2 separate regions of the Homo sapiens genome follow, and region 1 is linked to region 2. A link is a contact called in ENCODE Hi-C or POLR2A ChIA-PET data. All regions are on one chromosome and are shown on one strand. Each heading gives the region's core, a stretch centred on a gene start or an enhancer-like site at or near the end of the contact. The rest is flanking DNA. Distances are from core to core; before and after follow the strand shown. Region 1 overlaps CHD2 (chromodomain helicase DNA binding protein 2). Region 2 has its middle 78 kb from the start of FAM174B.

Evidence for each region. Hi-C counts contacts between places; a loop is a spot of excess contacts on that map. ChIA-PET counts read pairs that join two places held with the same protein, here RNA polymerase II (POLR2A). Pooled maps may share reads with other maps.
Region 1: a map of IMR-90 shows a loop between it and region 2 (4-fold over the local background). The contact joins two enhancer-like sites. A Hi-C loop is called at or near these places in 2 of 168 maps with a recorded cell type or tissue (Caco-2 and IMR-90) and 4 of 50 pooled maps. POLR2A ChIA-PET finds 5 or more read pairs at or near these places in 6 of 52 experiments (Caco-2, H1, K562 and 2 more).

What each region holds. Positions count from the first base shown.
Region 1 is chr15:92,916,717-92,920,843 of GRCh38, reverse strand. All of the region lies in intron 2 of CHD2 (chromodomain helicase DNA binding protein 2), which reads right to left. Among named protein-coding and RNA genes, the nearest start is that of MIR3175, 14 kb to the right of the region's middle. RefSeq lists an enhancer at 2,709-3,545. Within about 2 kb of position 2,768, at least 36 of the 41 ENCODE cell types and tissues checked have a DNase peak (open chromatin) inside an H3K27ac peak, as active enhancers do.
Region 2 is chr15:92,732,027-92,736,208 of GRCh38, reverse strand. It overlaps the pseudogene H2AZ2P1. Among named protein-coding and RNA genes, the nearest start is that of FAM174B, 78 kb to the right of the region's middle. Within about 2 kb of position 1,824, at least 11 of the 41 ENCODE cell types and tissues checked have a DNase peak (open chromatin) inside an H3K27ac peak, as active enhancers do.

The sequences.
Region 1 (4,127 bases), core at 1,519-4,018, 180 kb before region 2:
TATTAGAGAAGGATTCAATTGCACATTCATTTGCTAGAATGTGCAATTTGCCTCCCCTTTGAAATAACGTATTTAGTTTTTCAACTACTATAATGTTTAACTCCAGACAAAAGTTTAAGAATAGAATCATGTTTTGGCAATCACCACCAATAAAACTGTCACAGACAACAGGTCTACACACTACTAGGAAACAGAAAACTCCAACAGCAACAAAAAGACTGAAAATCTTTACCAACTAGAGACCCACAAAAGGCAGCATTAGTTTACTGAAGATAACTAGAACAGCCCAACTAGAAATGTTTATAGTGTTCTGTGTTGAAAAGTGGGAAGCACTGCAGATAGGATGTAATGGAATGCCAATGCCCGCATCAGGATATGTCTATATGGATGCCCATCTCATTCCCTTTGAACTGGTTTATACTATAAATTCACTACATTTTATATAACATTCCCCTATTAACGGTACATTTAGGTTATTTTCAGATTTTTCACTTAATCAATAAGTTGCAAATATCTCTGATACACTTTCCATATTTCTGAGTAGAGTATTTGTATTTGGAAACTGTTGACTGTAACCATAAATATCTTTCTTTCTACGTATCTTCTTGTGCAGCTATGTGTTTTTGAGTTTGTGTAGGAGAGTGATTCCTAGAAATGTAACAATGCACACAACAATACCTTCTGGGGAAAAAAAAAAGCCGTTTTTCTGTCAGCATATATCTATGTGTATAAATGCATTTTAATCACCACATTGCTAACACTGGTTTACTCTGTTAGGGATGGGTTATTTGAAGTATACTTGTGAGTTCCATGGATTACTTGTGTAATTTCAAAAATAACAACAATGAAAATCAAACCCAAGAAAAGATTAACACCAAGTTCACAACTATATTTGCCTTTAGGGGTTGAGGGAGGCAGATGCTCTCAGGGAATGATACTAGTGACATTTTATGACTGAAACTTAGTAGTGAAGCTTAATAGTGAATTCACAGCACTTCATTATATACCTTAAGTATTTTTAATGTCTAAACTAGTTAATTGTCTAAAGTAAGTCTAATCATGAGAGCCAAATCCAAACCAAGGGCGGCAAGTACATCCCACCCTACACAAAACCAGCAAAGATTTGAATGAGTGTTTTTAAAAAGTGTTTTTAGGCCAGGCGCGGTGGCTCACGCCTGTAATCCCAACACTTTGGGAGGCTGAGATGGGAAGATCATGAGGTCAGGAGATGGGAGACCATCCTGGCTAACACGGTGAAACCCCATCTCTACTACAAATACAAAAAATTAGCTGGGCATGGTAGTGTGCCTGTAGTCCCAGCTACTCGGGAGGCTGAGGCAGAAGAATCACTTGAACCCAGGAGGCAGAGGTTGCAGTGAGCCGCAATCGTGCCATTGCACTCCAGCCTGGGCAACAAAGCAAGACTCCGTCTCCAAAAAAAAAAAAGTGTTTTTAAATTGTTTTTGGAACCAGAATCAGATGTAAGACTGAATACAAGTACTAATGAGGGGAACTGCTTAAAGAAGAAAAAAAAAAGCCTTAACAAAGTCATTACTTAATTTTCATACTTCTCGTAAGAGGAATAATCACTAAATAAACTGGAAATGGAAAATGAGATCGTGCCACTGCACTCCAGCCTGGATGACACAGCCAGACTCCGTCTCAAAAAAAAAAAAAGTGTAATTATGGGCCGAGCATGGTGGCTCAAGCCTGTAATCCCAGCACTCTGGGAGGCCCAGGCGGGTGGAACACCTGAGGTCAGGAGTTCAAGACCAGCCTGGCCAACACGGTGAAACCCAGCCTGTACTAAAAAAACAATTAGCCAGGTATGGTGGCATGCACCTGTAATCCCAGCTACTTTGGAGGCTGAGGCAGGAGAATCGCTTGAACTCAGGAGGTGGACGTTTCAGTGAGCCGAGATCACACCACTGCACTCCAGCCCAAGCATCAACAGCAAAACTCTGTCTCAAAAAATATATATATATATGTATGTATATATATGTGTGTATGTATATATATGTATATGTGTATATATGTGTGTATATATAGCGTACATGTGTATATATACGTATATATATATTCATATTATTCCCTTAAAAAAACGACATTTCCTAAAAGACTATGTAGAATTGCCATTAATACCTAATAATTATAATAGTAAATACTATTAGTACTAAGCTGTAGCTTTAGTGCTGGTTTAGTAGAGGAGGCAGAAAGCCCACAAGACTAATAGAAAGGGTCAAACTGAGTTAGTGAGTGGAGTCCTTTAAGCCTTCACCTAAATAACAAAGTAATAAAATTAGCTGACTACCAGTGGCTTACTAGTTACAGGGCAATTAAACATTGGATTTTCAGGAATGACTATCCAACATATATACAGAATCTTCACGAAAAACAACTATCTGAAAATTATTCAACATCTAAATTGCAAACAACTTTTATAATTTTTTACTTAACAAATAATTAAAAGGAAAATACAACACACAGATAAAAAAACAAGTCAAAACTGGGAATTCAGATTCCAATCAAAAATAAATGCTGATGAGAAAAAGGTTTACCACTTCCTTTTGCTTGTGGATAAAAAGAATTTGGTATCTCTTCAAAATACTTTCTGAAGTAGGTAAAAACGGAGTGATTAACCTTCTTGGAACTGGACTTTGAAACGAAGTGCCATTAACACTTACTGTTCCATTTTTAATCGCGGTTTCCCAAATGGCCACAAGAGGGCAGCACAGCAACATTCCACTTAAAAGGAGCCAGCCTGTGGGAGCCCCGCCCAAAAGCCGCCATTTCACTTTAGTGTTTATTTTGCTAACTTACAAAATGGCCGAACTGGTTGGCAGAGCTTAGTGTTTTTGTGGGTGAAAGCAAAATCTGGCAAAACAATCACAAAGCAATCTACACTGGAATTCCATAAAACTTATTTCCAGGCTAACTTCCTGCCAGTGATACAATAGCTAATATTTACGGAGCACTTTTGTGTCAGGCATATGTCAAAATTCTCCTAATCCTTACCTATAAAGAAGACAAAGCCCAAGAGTGTGTGTGTGTATGTGCGTGTGTAAGATATCACCCCACAGTCTGAATTATGCAATCCACACTATCAACTATCAGCGTTAGGTATCACTGCCCTTATTTACATACATTCTTCAGTTGAACTGATTATTAAACCGATGTCATTGCATAACTATTCCTTCTCAGTCACTTCTATGTGTCTTAAGATGGAAAAGCAAAGAAGACTGACTGGTCACACCTTTTTTTTCTTTTTGCTTGTTTGTTTTTTGAGACCAAGTCGCGCTCTGTAGCCCAGGCTGGAGTGCAGTGGCGTGATCTCGGCTCACCGTAACCTCCGCCTCCAGGGTTCATGCGATTCTCCTGCCTCAGTCTCCAGAGTAGCTGGAATTACAGGCATGCCCCACTGCACCTGGCTAATTGTTTTGTATTTTTAGTAGAGACAGGGTTTCACCATGTCGGCCAGGCTGGTCTTGAACTCCGGACCTCAGGTAATCTGCCCGCCTTGGCCTCCCAAAGTGCTAGGATTACAGGCATGAGCCACTGCGCCTGGCCACACATTTCTTATTGGTAAAGAATACTGGATGTAGTTCTTTAAACTCTCCACCTTTGGTTCAAGTCCTGTGCTTCTTCAGAATAAGTTATTACTATAAACAAGGTTAAAAGACAAGTAACTTGTTTCCCAGACGGACTGGGAAACAAAATTTCAATGTACACATAACAAAGTATATAGATACACAACATATGAAGAATTACCTATCAAAAATCCAACCAAAAACTGCACAAAGAAAATGGATACGCAATTACGGAGAAGAAACTGAAATGGCCAATAAACTCATTTTTAAAAATAACTAAACCTCTGTTAACTTGGGAAACATTATAACTGGTTATTTTGCACTCATCTGCTTTGCAGAAATTAAAGTCTCTTAGTATTAAATAATTGTAAGAATAGCCAGTAACCCTTAAAATGTATACGAATCAGCCAGGAGCAGTAGCTCATGCCTGTAATCCCAGCAATTTGGGAGGCCGAGGTGGTCAGATTAGGAGGTCAGGAGACTGAGACAATCCTGGACCACATGGTGAAACCCCGTCTCTACTAAAAATACAAAAATTAG
Region 2 (4,182 bases), core at 575-3,074:
TTCTCCAAGTAGAGGGTTACTGGGTTCTGGTTCTGGTAAGAAATCTTGTCACTTTTATCCTGGAGAAGTAAAGTGGTTTGTCAGGAATCCAAACATAACAGCCATGGTAATTTGAGAGAATTTACAATAACAGCTGTAGGAGAGTGAATCCTTAGAGCTAAATTTGACTTTTCCTGCATTTTATAGTAAAGGAAATTGCATTTTAGAGATAAGAAGGGTTCATGGTCACAAAACCAGTTGGTAACAGTCCTTGGAGGAACATTCCTGTTTCCCAACCTGTGCTCCTTGCACTGTACCATACTGTCATCACTGAGCACTCTTTCTCACATGCACTGGTGTGCTATGTGGCATCTATTACAGTGGTGAAGGGCACTGCAGGTATTAGGAGCATGGGCTCTGTGGTAAAGCAGATCTGGCCTGACATGTAGCTATGTGACATTGGTCAAGTTGAAGATTTTTTCATTTCAGTGTCTTCATGTAAAAACAGGGATTGCTGTATTTTGAATGTTTCCCCTCCAAAATTCAGGTGTTGAAACTTAATGGCCAATAAAGTGATAGTATCAAGAGGTGGGGCTTTTAAGTGGTGAATAGGCCATGAGGGCTCCTCCTTTATAAATGGGATTAATGTGCTTATATAAAAGAGTTCACACAGTATTCAATTCAGTCACCCTTTAGCCTTCCACCCTATGAAGACACAGCGTTCCTCTCTGGATGTTGCAGCAACGAGGCACCATATTGGAAGGGGAAACCACGCCCTTCACTAGACACTAAATCTCTAGCACCTTCATCCTGGATTTTCAGCTTCCAGAACTGTGAGAAATAAATTTGTGTTCTTTACAAATTACCCTATGGTATTTTGTTATAGTGGCACAAATGGACTAAGACAGGGACAGTAAGAGTACGCATCATATAGGCTTGTGATATAAATGCTTTTCACAGAACTTGGTACAAGGCAATTGTCTTACAGGTATTGGCAGTTATGAATTGCTATCCAAGACTAGAAACTTACTGGGCCTGGATGACTCAGATAACTTAAGGGTCATCTAGTTCAGTCTTCCAGCCAGTGCTTCAATTCGTCTACAATGTCTCCATCAAGAGATTGGCTGTTTTCTTCTTCCTTTTTTTTGAGATGGAGTCTCGCTCTGTTGCCCAGGCTGGAGTGCAGTGGTGCTATCTTGGCTCACTGCAAGCTCCGCCTTCTGTGTTCACGCCATTCTCCTGCCTCAGCCTCCCGAGTAGCTGGGACTACAGGCGCCCACCACCATGCCCGGCTAATTTTTTTGTATTTTTAGTAAAGATGGGGTTTCACCGTGCTAGCCAGGTTGGTCTCGATCTCCTGACCTCGTGATCCACCTGCTTCAGCCTCCCAAAGTGCTGGGATTACAGGCGTGAGCCACTGTGCCCGGCCGACTGTTTTCTTTTGAACACCTACAATGACAGGAGCACTCAGGACCATCTGAGGCAGCCTATTCAATTTAAATGGTTTTCAAGCTTATTTTCTTTCATGATAAACTTTTAAATATGACTATTAAATCAGGATAATACAGAAAAGTAGAAGGCAGAAAACTCAATGCTTGTCATCCATTTGTCAGGGACAACACTTCGGTGCCTCTTGTCCAGTATTTACAAGACAATCATTTTTTTCGCAGTCATGTGGTGTAATGTTCAAGAGTTTATAGGAACATATTTTTTTGCTCAGTATATAAAACTTGGGAAATACAGGGAATGTAAATTCTCTAGCTTCCTTCAACCCAGAGAGAGCTCTGCTTACGTTCGTGAGGCGGCCGGGGCAGCCAAGGGCGGTGGTTAAAAGGGTGTATTTAAAGTCAGACAACCCTGAGGGACCATGGGAAAACTTCTCAAATCTCTCCTTAAGTCTCAGCTTTCTCATTTTTTAATGGCTTCTGTCTTTTCTTTTAAAGTGAGGTGAAGGAGAGCGGCGGCGGCGGCGCGGGTCGGCAGCGGGAGGGCGCGCGGCGGGGCGGAGGCGGAGGCGGAGTCGGCGCCGAGAACATGGCCGGAGGCAAAGCTGGAAAGGACAGTGGGAAGGCCAAGGCTAAGGCAGTATCTCGCTCACAGAGAGCTGGGCTACAGTTTCCTGTGGGCCGCATCCACAGACACTTGAAGACTCGCACCACAAGCCATGGAAGGGTGGGTGCCACTGCTGCCGTGCACAGGGCTGCGATTCCGGGGTACCTCACTGCAGAGGTGCTGGAGCTGGCAGGTAATGCTTCTAAGGGTCTCAAAGCAAAGCGTATCACTCCGCGTCACTGGCAGCTTGCAGTCCGTGGTGATGAAGAGTTGGATTCTCTTATCAAGGCTACCACAGCTGGGGGTGGCGTGATCCCCTCACATCCACAAATCTCTGACTGGAAAGAAGGGACAGCGGAAAACTGCTTAGAGGGATGCTTTAACCAACCCTCTTCCTCCCCGTCATTGTACTGGAACTGGGACAGAAGAAATAATGGGGATATGTGGAATTTTTAACAACAGTTAAATGGAAAAGCATAGACAATTACTGTAGACATGATAAAAGAAACATTTGTACGTTCTTAGACTCGAAGTTTGATAAAAGTACCTTTTCATGTGGTGAAAAAAAAATAAAGTGAGGTGAAATTCAGATAACATATAATTAGCTCCTTTAAAGAGTAGAATTCAGTGGCAGCTAGAGTATTTGTAATATTGTGCAAACAGCACCCTCTAACAATTTTTCAACACCCCAAAAGAAACACCTCATAAGCATTAAGTAATCACTCCCACTTCCCCTTTCTCCCATCCTCTAGTAATTACTAATCTGCTTTCTGTGCCTATGGATTTGCTCACTCTGGAAGTATCATAAAAGGAATCATATAATATGTGAGCTTTTATGCCTGGCTTCTTTTACTCAGCATAATGTTTTCAAGGTTCATTTGTGCTGTAGTATATATCAGTTATTAGATCCTTTTTTTTTTTTTTTGAGACAGAGTTTCACTCTTGTCCCCCAGCTTGGAGTGCAATGGCACGATCTCAGCTCACTGCAACCTCCGCCTCTGGGGTGCAAGCGATTCTTGTGCCTCGGCCTCCTGAGTAGCTGGGATTACAGGCACGTGCCACCACGCCTGGCTAATTTTTGTATTTTTAGTAGAGACAGTGTTTCACCGTGTTGGCCAGGCTGGTCTCGAACTCCTGACCTCAAGTGATCCGCTTTCCTCAGCCTCCCAAAGTGCTAGGACTACAGGTGTGAGCCATCTCTCCCAGCCAGATCATTTTTCTCATAGCTGAATAATAGTCCATTGTGCAGATATACCACAATTTGTCTATCTATTCATCTACTGATGGACATTTGGGTTGTGGTTGTTTGGCTCATGTTTTTTGTGTTCCATTTAAGAAATTCCTGGCTAACACAAAGTCACAAAGATTTTCTATATTTTCTTGAAGAAGTTTTCTACTTTGAACTCTTAAGGTTTATAATCAGTTTCTAGTTCAATTTTATGTGTAGTGTGAGATAAATGTGAGATGCTCTTTGCAGCAACATGGCTACAGCTGGAGGATATTATTGAGGTGTTGAGGTTCATTATCATTTTTTTTTTTAACTTTTAGGTTCAGGGGTACATGTGCAGGTTTGTTTTGTAGGTAAATTGTGTGTCACAGGGAAGGTTCATTATTTTATTTTATTTTTATTTATTTATTTTTGAGACAGAGTTTTGCTCTTGTTGCCCAGGCTAATTTTGTATTTTTAGTAGAGACAGGGTTTCTCCATGTTTGTCAGGCTGGTCTTGAACTCCCAACTTCAGGTCGTCTGCCCACCTCGGCCTCCCAAAGTGCTGGGATTACAGGTGTGAGCCACTGTGCCCGGTCTCATTATTTTATTTATTAATTTTTTTGAGACGAAGTTTTGCTCTTGTTGCCCAGGCTGGAGTGCAGAGTGGTGCGATCTCGGCTCACTGCAACCTCCGCCTCCAGGTTCAAGTGATTCTCCTGCCTCAGCCTCCTGAGTAGCTGAGATTACAGACATGCACCACCACGCCTAGCTAATTTTTGTATTTTTAGTAGAGACGGGGTTTCACCATGTTGGCCAGACTGATCTCGAACTCCTGAACTCAGGTGATCCACCCACCTCGGCCTCCCAACGGGCTGGGATTACAGGTGTGAGCCAGTGCACCTGGCCTGGGTTCATCATTTTTTCATGCAGATAACCAATTA